Regions from separate parts of the Homo sapiens genome. Here region 2 is linked to region 1. The links are chromatin loops, found by intact Hi-C in ENCODE. Cell type or tissue: A673. All regions are shown on one strand. Each heading gives the region's core, and the rest is flanking DNA. Links, peaks and the distances in the headings are about the cores only. Region 1 overlaps LOC107986634 (a long non-coding RNA gene). Region 2 holds the start of LOC107986635 (a long non-coding RNA gene).

Region 1 (5,393 bases), core at 298-5,297:
TTTCAAACCACCTAATGTATGCTTCTTTGTACAGCAGCTGTAGGAAACATCCATGTGACCTATATGTGTGCCCAGGAAGAAGAGGAAATGGATTTTGTTGAATGTTGAGCAGCTGCTTCCATACCAAATCTGACTTCAAAATGTATGCTCTATGATGTTGCTAAACAAGATGAATTTTAATAAATGAAAATTGATTTAAATTCAAAATAAACATGCTAGTAGAAGAGTCAGGGGAAAACATGACTTTACAGCAGGACATGAGGGAACCAGCAGGAATCTGTGCTTGCCATGAGCTCTGTGTGAGTGATGCATGACATGAGAGAGATGAGATGATAGAAAACAGAAACAGATACCAGTGTGTCCAGAAAAGGCTTTGCTCTTTTTTTTTCAATATAACCATACCAGAAATATTGTGCTTAGAGCTGGAAACCTTAAAATAGGAGCTATGTAGATTCAGCAAAGCCTATACAGAGGAAACTATCTGAGGTGGAGAAGGAACTGAAAACTTTCCACTATTAGGACTGGGTGAACGGACGGGCAATATTTTGCTCAGAGACTAAGCCATTCAATGAGTGATAGTTTTTTGCAAGTATTTTTTTAAAAGAGAAACAGAGATAATCTTTGTTTTATTTAAGCCCAAAAGGTGGAGCTAGGACCTTTTGGTCTAATAAATTGCGATTAGAAAGACAGAATTTGACTCAAGATGAGAATGCACTTTGTAGCAATCAAAGTTTTCCCAAGGTGCACTATGTTAGCATCCAAAGCAACTAAGCTTCAATATTAGAGAAATGTTCAGAAGAGGCTCAAAAAGAGGAAGGACATCACAGTGTGAAGCAAGCATTGAAGGGCAAAGTGTGTTAGCTCAGCTCTATGTAGTCTTCTGCAGCCATTAACTTATTTTGGTAAGATTTTAGTGGAGTTCCTCAGTTTCACAGTTTCGTGGGTCAAGGTATGTTTACATGAAGGCCAAATTGTAGGATACAATATGGTGAAGTATGAGAAACTCAGAGTTTGGAGCCCTGAAAACCTGGTTTTAAATCAGACTTTAGTGTTTCCTATGTGTAGGTCATTACCTGTAAGTAAAGGTTTACTAATAATGCAAAAATGTGTGGTTGAAATCAGGGCTACAGCGAATTTAAGAATAGCTCTAGAGCCAAAATAATAGATGTAACTAAGGCTGTAGAAAAACTAATAGACGTGAATAGAGGCAGTTATCAAACCTCTCTGAGCCTCAGTTCCTATCTATACAATGGAGCTACAGATATGTACTCTACCTCCTCAGAAATGTGTCAATAAAGTTAGATAAATAAAAATGCATCCTTTCTAAAATATTAAACAAATGTCAGTTATGAGTAATTACATGGCTAATTAGAAGGGTTTTTGGTAAGTGTGTTAGTAGCTTGATTTTTGGCAAGCCTGCTGCCATAGTTGAATTGTTCATGTCTGTATTTTCCTTAGAGCAGATATTCATGGCACTTACAGCTTAGCAGAGAGATAGAAGTTCAATAAATTAACCAAATCATATCACAGTCATGAGCTGTCTCCTGGTTTATTCTCTGCATCGATTTAGCTGGGAATCCTCTGCAGAATATTTTCCCAATTTCAACAGAATAGTAACTTTTTTTTTCTTTTTTTTTTTTTTGAGACAGTCTCGCTCTGTTGCCCAGGCTGGAGTGCAGTGGTGCTATCTCGGCTCACTGCAAGCTTCACCTCCCGGGTTCACGCCATTCTCCTGCCTCAGCCTCCCTAGTAGCTGGGACTACAGGTGCCCGCCACCAGGCCTGGCTAATTTTTTTGTATTTTTAGTAGAGACGGGGTTTCACCGTGTTAGCCAGGATGGTCTCAATCTCCTGACCTCAAGATCCACCCGCCACGGCCTCCCAAAGTGGAGGAACTTTTCTATATAAAAGAATAAAATGGTTAGTTGTTAGGTCAACAATCCACAGGATTGGAAGGCTGAAAATGTTAAAGTGGCACAATTATACAGATTTAAGTAGAATGGGCCGATAAGATGCATCCTTATTAATGTCCATTCAAGGAGATATAGAAGAGACTCAAGGCATATGAGTTTGGAATTCCTGCATGTAGTGCCTTCATCACTCCAACTTTCCTCCTTCCTGAGAATATGGCAGTTAAACTTGTCCTTTTTTTTTTTTTTTTTTGGTTTGTGCAAAATTCCAGGGAAAAAGGGGCTCTTTGGATTTCATTAGGCCATTGTATGACATTGATCCTTGAGGATATGGGAGAAAGTGCCTTCCAGATTGAACAAAAACAGGCTTGTTCTAGTTTATAAGTATATACACAGTAACTTATGCAGTTGAACTTTCAATACAATGTTTTGTAGCTAAATCAGGGGAGCAGAATTATTTAATGGGGCCATGATTGTGGCTTGAGGCCATGTGCTCACATTTTAAAACTACATTTTCCCATTTTCATCTTATTAAGCTGGTACAAGTACAAAAAAATTAATTTTAATGACAAAAATTGGTAACTATTTGGAATATTTTAGAGTTACTTGTTTAAAAATGGTATATTCTCTATTTAACAACTAGGCAAGTAATGATAATTGGTGTTGCAGTCTGCGTCCAGCCAGGAAACTAGAAACTATTTAAAACTAAGAGAATTTGATGTAGCAAATTGATGATGGAAGAACTATTAATTCTGAGTGTGGTGAGGCAACCTCAAGATTAGCAATAAAAACATGCCTCCACTCCTAGCCTTAGGCTGGAAGAGATTTTACTGTAGTTCAGCAGCTGGAGTGACTCAATAGCAGTTGAAATAGTGGTAATTTTTTTTTATTCCTAATAGGAGCTGGAGCCATAGAAAAGATAAAGCTGCTGGAGATGCTTCCTGTGGGAGGAAGGCACAAAAATAAATACCCTGGCCTCTCCTTTTCTTCCATCCTCCAATCTCCTGCCAGTAACTTCTGTTGGGCAAACACAAGAAAAGCCAGCTAATTCAGGAGGCTAAGAATGCAATAGCTAGAATTCAGTCTCTGTGACACAGAGCTTAGCAGAAGAAAGCAGGGAATGGATCTGAGGGAAAGTCAGCCCAGTAGTGGCATGGATAGGTCTTCACGTGGATCCAACAGTCAAATGTATTTGCTCAAAATTTAATTATCTTTGCTGAACTGGGCAGGATCTTATTAAGAATTGTATTTTTAAATATCTTTGGTAAATGAGAATGAAAAAATGAAATCTTAGAAGAAAAATATAACATTTTAGCTTTGCTATGAGAAAAAAAATCCAAGGCAAGCAAACCATTAAATTTATGAACTTGTTCGTCTTTACCTGGGTCCTTAGGGTAATCTATTTGTCTCAACTAATGTGGAACCAGGTGTCAAAAACCTGATATTTATAGAGCTCCTGCACAGTAGTGATCTTTGTTTTTGCTAGTTGGTAGCTTCATTGTTTCTCCATGGACACCATCGTGAAATGCACCCCTTTGCCACAGACAGCACTAGGATAGAGCAATATCAACTAATCCCAAGTTTATGAAAAACTTTATGGCATATATTCAGAGCACATGACATCTTCATATTGAACAACAAAACAAACAAAAATTTAGGATTATGCCAGACCAAAACCTTTATGACCACTAGAGACAAATTAAAAAGGAAACCCCTATTAGATATTCCCTGTATATTGCTGCTTAATCTCAAAGCTTCTTGATGAAAATATATGGATGTTTTGCCTCCATGATGACAAATATCCAGATGTCTGGGAATAACCATAAGTTCCTTTAAATACTTTTTAACTTCCATCACTCTGTTTGGAGTGACAGCAACATAGCTAACATATGGAAATTACAGCTTGAATGACATAATGTAGCTAAGAACAAATACAACTGTTTTTTGTTTTGTTTTGTTTTCATAGTTTTCTGTTTTTGCACTTATGGGCTGTACTGTATTTAGACAGATAATTTTTAAAATGTAGAAGAACAAAAGAATAAACTTCAATACCATTGTAGTCAACCTTGAAAGAACAATACCACAAAGCTCATCTCTTGACCCTCAAACCTTGGAATTTCATGTATTTTTCCCTGGCCTCCTAGTGAGATCTCCTGTTCATTCTCTCATTAGTTGATCAATGCATTATAGCTTTAATGCACTGAATACTATTTATTGAAAATTAAATACTGTTTATTTCCATGCTAAGTATTTTACATATGTTTACTCTGTGGTAAGTGCTTGGAATCATGATATGGTGACCATTTTAGACGTAGGTGATATACCGGGAAAAATTATTCCCATTTTATGGAAGAGGAAACTGAGATTTAAGAAGTTTAGAGAAGTTATCCAAGATCACAAAATCTAGTAAATGTTTTCCTATGTTCCAGATAGGAAGTCAGGGCTTACTGTTGATAATCTTAACAAGTATATGGTTCTGAGTCTCCTGCGTTTATGCTCTTTGTTTCTCTCTTTCTCAAGAAAGATTTTAATTAATTTATTTTCATTGAGGTATAGCTGTCTAATTAGCATCAATATGTAGTGAACTGTGGGTATTAATTTTCTTGCCTATCAAGCATTCTTATTCATTTTCCCTGGTTATAGACCTATCCTTTGGTCACTTGGAATAGAAATAAAACCTATGCCTGGCCAGTAGGGTCATTCATGGTAAACTATAATCCAAGTAATAATTATTGGTCCATGCAGAGTATATGTGACACAAATAAAGTAAATTAGATTACCGCTATAGGATTAATATATGAATAATAGAATAAAGGGAATGTTCCTTTGTCTCTCTCTCTCTCTCTGTCTCTCTCTCTCTCTCTCTCTCTCTCTCTCTCTTTCATGATTATCAATAGGATGAGGTTGCTGGACATAGGAAAAACCCATTTACAGAAGAGAATGGAACATATATGCAAAGAGAATGAAAAATAAATGGATAGAGAGAAGAGAGAGGGGGAAAAAAGAGAAAGGAAAAAGAGAAAATCTCCTGACAGCACTAAATCTCCAATTTCAATCCCTAAGGCTGGTTCCAACAGATATTCCTTTTTTGTTGTTATTGTTCTTATTGCTTATGGAAATTTTAGTTCTATTTTTGATAATGCATGGAATTATGACAATTTATCCCTTGAAGTATAACTTATATTTATAAAAGATGTAAAGCCTTAAGCACATAATTCTCTAACGTGGTAACTCTTGGTGTTGATAAGACAACACTAAAGACATGCCTTTGTGCTGGAGGGCTTACCTCTCACCACATATGCTTGTTGACTTCTATGCCTTATTGCTTGGGGTTCTTTTTCTCCACTGAACTCAATTCTCTGGACCAGTTGCCTCACAGTGGGGATTCTGGGCTATTTTATTTGGTTGACATAATATGTAGGACTGGAATGCTTTTAGGTGGCATAGGGACTCTATTTATCCACAGTTACTTACAAGCATTTTT
Region 2 (5,393 bases), core at 305-5,304, 72 kb before region 1:
ACACCATGGAATACTATGCAGCCATAAAAAATGATGAGTTCATGTCCTTTGTAGGGACATGGATGAAATTGGAAATCATCATTCTCAGTAAACTATCACAAGGACAAAAAACCAAACACCGCATATTCTCACTCATAGGTGGGAATTGAACAATGAGATCACATGGACACAGGAAGGGGAATATCACACTCTGGGGACTGTGGTTGGGTCGGGGGAGGGGGGAGGGATAGCATTGGGAGATAAACCTAATGCTAGATGACGAGTTAGTGGGTGCAGCACACCAGCATGGCACATGTATACATATGTAACTAACCTGCACAATGTGCACATGTACCCTAAAACTTAAAGTATAATAAAAAAAAAAAAAGAATCACCCTTAATAAGTATATTTTACTGAATCACCAGAGAAATATTCTTCCTGTCACATGGCTTTTCCACACTTTTCCGTTTGAACTATTTCTTACATCTCTTTGCCTTTGAACTAAAAAAAAGCATAATCAAATATTTATAAATAATAGCAATGATATGCTAGGTAATATGTGTGGAGTGCACATAAACGCCCAACACTACTGTTTCATGTGTATTATCTTGTAAGGTCTTCACAATGAATGTATGAGGTCTTATTATTATTGTCATTTTTTAGATGGAGAAACTAAGGCACAGAGAATTTTGAAAACTTGTTCCAATGTATCTAGTAAGAAAAAGGGCTGACACTGAATCCCTGTGGAGTATGCTGTTAACCAACTGCACTTCACTTCCTCTAAAGCCAGCTGTCCAGAGCATGGCCATAGTGCCACACTCCCACTGATTATAACTGTCCACTTGGCTTGACTGGCCGTCTAACAATAATCTTCCGGTTATTTTTTACAGAATTCCATTTTTACCCATTCTAGTTTTTTTCTAAATATATTTTATATCAAAAACAAACTCTCATAAGCACAAAAAATGAAGGTTACTCGAGTCTGATTTCCTTCACACCCACAGGTGTGGTGAATGAACCTTCCATGTGCAGACGGTGAGTCAAAAGAAACATCTGTATATCGCTAATGTCTAGATTTGCTAAATTGGACTATAAACTAATTGAATCAACTACTAAACACATCTCCACTACTGAAACACCTACCTCATTCAGTTTTGTCACAGTTTGGTGGAGATAAGTGATTACCATTATGATGCCTTCACTACACTTCTGGAATTTCCATTTATATCTGAAAAACATTTCTTTGTGTTTCTTTTTAATTCTCCTTGGAGATGAATAGTCACATGTCAAAGGAAAGGGATTAAGTTTTGCATAAAGCCAAAATTCATTTAAACAAAAGGATAGAAAAAGGAATACTTTAGCACTATGGCCAAAGAAAGAGAGACAAAATAAGATAGAAAGGGAAAAGAAAGAGAGAAAGATAGCAAATGGAAAAAGAGAAAAAGAAAAAAATGTCTTCTCTGTATGGTTATAATAGATCCAGAATGTGATTCTGAAAAAAGAGTCACCAAGAACATTTTGAGTGGTATTAAATTGCATTCACTGTAATATGTGCGTAACCTCCACAGATGATAATGTCTAGAAAGTAAAAAGCAATTTGCTAAAGCTCTGAGAAAAAATACTCTCAATTTTATCTTATTTTACCTTTTTTTTTTTTTTTTTACAGGCACTAAGTAAAAACTCCTATGTCTTTGAATCTCCATAGAAGATCGTGAAATAGTGAAGAAAAGGAGTTTGTTGGAATGTGGACTTGTATTCAAACCTGTTTGTGTGCCCCCCTCTTGATTTCTTAAGCAGCCAAATGCCTCATTTCTGCATACTGTTATTCTTCCTTGGGCCTGCTGCTCTGGAATTTTTGACTCTAATCCAACTGCAACTGTGGAAAGAGAGTAGTTTTAATAATAGTGGAAACTTACTGTTATTATTCAAACTTTACATCATCCTGAAGCAAAAATATTTGTTTGTAAGATACAGCCTTTTGTAAGCCCACATTATCTAACACTCTATTCTTAGGTTCAATTAGCAAAAGCACTTGCTTTCTTTTCAGGGTTTTTCTCACCTTTCTCAGCTAGATCACTTCCTAAACTGTATTCTTCACCATCCTTCCCTCCTCCTAGCCAAATAATTTTAGTCTCAGGAAAGAACTCTTTGGGTTGTATTGTTTTATGGCAGGATCAGTTTTGCTAATTCTTCCTGAGCATTCTCAAAGTGTGGCTTTTTTCCAAAGCTGAAATGCAAAATAATGTGATTTCCGTGGTTTCCTGCATGATCCAATTTAAGGCATTTGGAGTGCTTATATTTTATAGCATTAAATGGTATTTCTTAAATTTTTAATTGAAATAATCCCTAAAAATTATTTGCATGGTCAGTAATAGATGTGGTCAATTAATGAGTACCATTATAAACATGTGGTTACGTAACCTCTAAACCCAAAGATTTATCACAAATAAATAAAGTAGAATCCAAATCCTATGAGAACAAATTACATGCCTCTAGTTTCCCTTTGGAAACAGCTGTACTGAATCAGGTGGATGATGAAGGCCAACTACACTTGGCTTTGAGAGTTGGCTTTAATTAGCATCCATGACTCTCACTAAAATTTATGAGGATAAACTTTCTTTGGACATAATGGTCCCTGCTGTTTTGTTATCTCATGCAATGCTCGTTGGCTTCCGTATTCAAAGTGCTGTAATATGCCCAGGGCCTGTGTAGAGAACATTGGTAGCATCTTCTTGCTAAGGCTTTTCAGGGTTGTAGGATATTTTCTCAGATATATTTAATAGCAAATTTCCACAGAATTTATGAATCATTAAATTAGATGTTTTCTTGCTAGGCAGAAGTAATGTGGGGAATCATTCTGAGTAAAATCCAACATTAAAAAATTTATTATGTGTATTTTCACAAACATTTATACCAGATGGCAGTTACTAAAGGCGATGTAGTTTTATTTATCATAAGTACTAGATAGGCTAAAGTTTTTCAGGTAGTCACCACTATCTGAAATTTGAGATAAACTTAAGCTCTGTGAGGTTCACTTTTATCCTGAAAAGAGGAAAGTCTTTGCAGACGGCTTCAAGACATGCACCTGGGATCCATGAACCGCAATAGTCGTATACTTTCCATTAATTGGCTCTACCTAGAAATTACCCGATGGTGCTCAAAAGATTGGCTGGGATTACTTAATAATCTATAGATGGAGGTGAGACCAAGTTTGATAGGAACCAGTGAAACTTGCTCAGATTATTCAAGAATGTTATAGAATGTGAAATTCCATTCAAACCTACTTTTCAATAGAATAACAGGCTCCATTGAGTAACACTGGCTTGTCAAATAATTTAATGTTTAGTTATTATTAAATTATTTTTTAAGAAAGTTAGAAATTTTCTGATTTGAAATGAAGTAACAATCAGAAGAACTTAAATCATACCAAATGGGCCACCATTTAATTAACTGATTCCATTTTCTTGTTTAACATTCTCATTAATTTACTTATGCCACTTTTGGAGGCCACTTTTAATTTCTATTGAACATGAATAAATGGATAAATGGGTATTTAACAAAGGCTATACGTAATTAGTAGCCTTTACCAATAAATTGCAAACAAGCACCTAACTGGACTTCTTTTCCCATCTCAAAGGAAAAAACCTAAATCACTTTACTCTGAGAAATAAAACTTCATCTGTGAATGTTTGGTTGGGATCTCAATATTTTGCCATTTATAAATAAGATCAGAGAAGCCAGGAGTATATCTTATTTTGATTATTTTCAAGTACAGCTGTTAATTTTGATAAATTTCTATTACAAATAACCATTGAAAATTTTGAAAATACGATTAAATGAAAAATATCCGTAATCGCCAAGGCATAACTACTCTTCATATTTTGGTATATAGCCACTCAGACGTTTTGCTGTATGCGTAACTGTATATAGAAGTATATATGCATTAATGTATAAATTATAGATCTATAAAATCAACAAAGCAATAAGGTAATTAAATGTATAATACAAAATATGGCATAATAAAACATTTTGAAATGAAAACAATTATAATTCTATACTACTACAATTGTTCCCACTTTTAATCTTACCTTCTGGTCTGTATTCATATTGCTACTTAATTATAATTATAAAATTCGTACTTCAACAACTACTTTGATAAGAAAATTGTAACTGCATTTCTGTTGTTTTAAGGGAATTATTTTTTACAAACATTCATTCCCAATTCATACAGGAAGTGAAAAACCACGGCATTTACCTCAGAGGCTTTTTGGGTGACAACTCAGTAGACTTATGAAAAGCAATAACATAAAAAATTCCAAATATCTGATTTCCATGTGGGAAGCAGCTGTTCTTTTTCATGCAATTGAAAGAAAATAAGAAAATCTGTGTGCTCTCTACTCTACCTGGCTTTCTCTGGCTCTGACCATTGAAATCTCATTCCAACTCAGAGGCATCTTTGAGGGTTGGTGATAATAAAGATGCACTTATTAATATTTATTTTGTGACAAGCACTGTGCTATGCAGTTTACAGGTATAACCTAATTTAATTCTCAGAACAGCATTTTAAAGACTAAGAAACTAAGGCTTAGAGAGGTCACATATCTGGTCCACAATCACACAAATAATAAAGGGTAGAGCCAGGATTTTTTTCTCCTTGATGCCAGAGCTTGATCACCAGCACTGTGTTATCCTGCATTCCTCTGGGTAGGTACATTCCACTGCTGATTGGGAGATTAGTAATTGGATGTCTTCTGCTGGAACCTCCATATCCTATCAATTGTCCTCCTATAGCTTGGGGTAAATACTTGTGGCTTTCAGAAAGTGGCCTAGCCTTGGGAAATCTACTCCTGGGAAAGCTCTTGACACACCTTTTTCCCCTAGTGATTCATTATTTTTTTTTTTATTATTATACTTTAAGTTCTAGGGTACATGTGCACAGCATGCAGGTTTGTTACATATGTATACATGTGCCATGTTGGTGTGCTGCACCCATTAACTCGTCATTTACATTAGATATATCTCCTAATGCTATCCCTCCCCCAGCACCCCCACCCCACAACAGGCCCCGGTGTGTGATGTTCCCCATCCTGTGTCCAGGTGTTCTCATTGTTCAATTCCCACCTATGAGTGAGAACATGCGGTATTTGGTTTTCTGTCCTTACGATAGTTTGCTGAGAATGATGCGTTTCCAGCTTCATCCTTGTCCCTACAAAGGGCATGAATTCATCCTTTTTTATGGCTGCATAGTATTCCATGGTGTATATGTGCCACATTTTCTTAATCCAGTCTATCATTGATGGACATTTGGGTTGGTTCCAAGTCTTTGCTATTGTGAATAGTGCCACAATAAACATACATGTGCGTGTGTCTTTATAGCAGCATGATTTATAATCCTTTAGGTATATACACAGTA

What was found. A loop is a pair of places that touch in the nucleus more often than their neighbours do. Peaks named below come from ENCODE experiments on the same cell type or tissue, not always from the same donor. Only the 100,000 strongest peaks of a DNase experiment are listed, where the experiment ranks them.
Region 2: a loop joins it to region 1, with 4 times the contacts of the local background. A loop is called at or near these places in 1 of 110 quality-filtered maps.

What each region holds. Positions count from the first base shown.
Region 1 is chr6:112,837,189-112,842,581 of GRCh38, reverse strand. All of the region lies in intron 1 of LOC107986634 (a long non-coding RNA gene), which reads left to right. Among named protein-coding and RNA genes, the nearest start is that of RFPL4B, 490 kb to the right of the region's middle. In A673, for the core only: no CTCF peak of the experiment used is centred there; a DNase peak (open chromatin) is centred at 2,761; H3K27ac peaks cover 1,752 bases.
Region 2 is chr6:112,909,340-112,914,732 of GRCh38, reverse strand. It overlaps LOC107986635 (a long non-coding RNA gene), which reads right to left and starts at 2,294. Exons shown (of 3, transcript XR_001744307.1): 1 at 1,743-2,294. In A673, for the core only: no CTCF peak of the experiment used is centred there; DNase peaks (open chromatin) are centred at 1,852, 2,172 and 2,572; H3K27ac peaks cover 393 bases.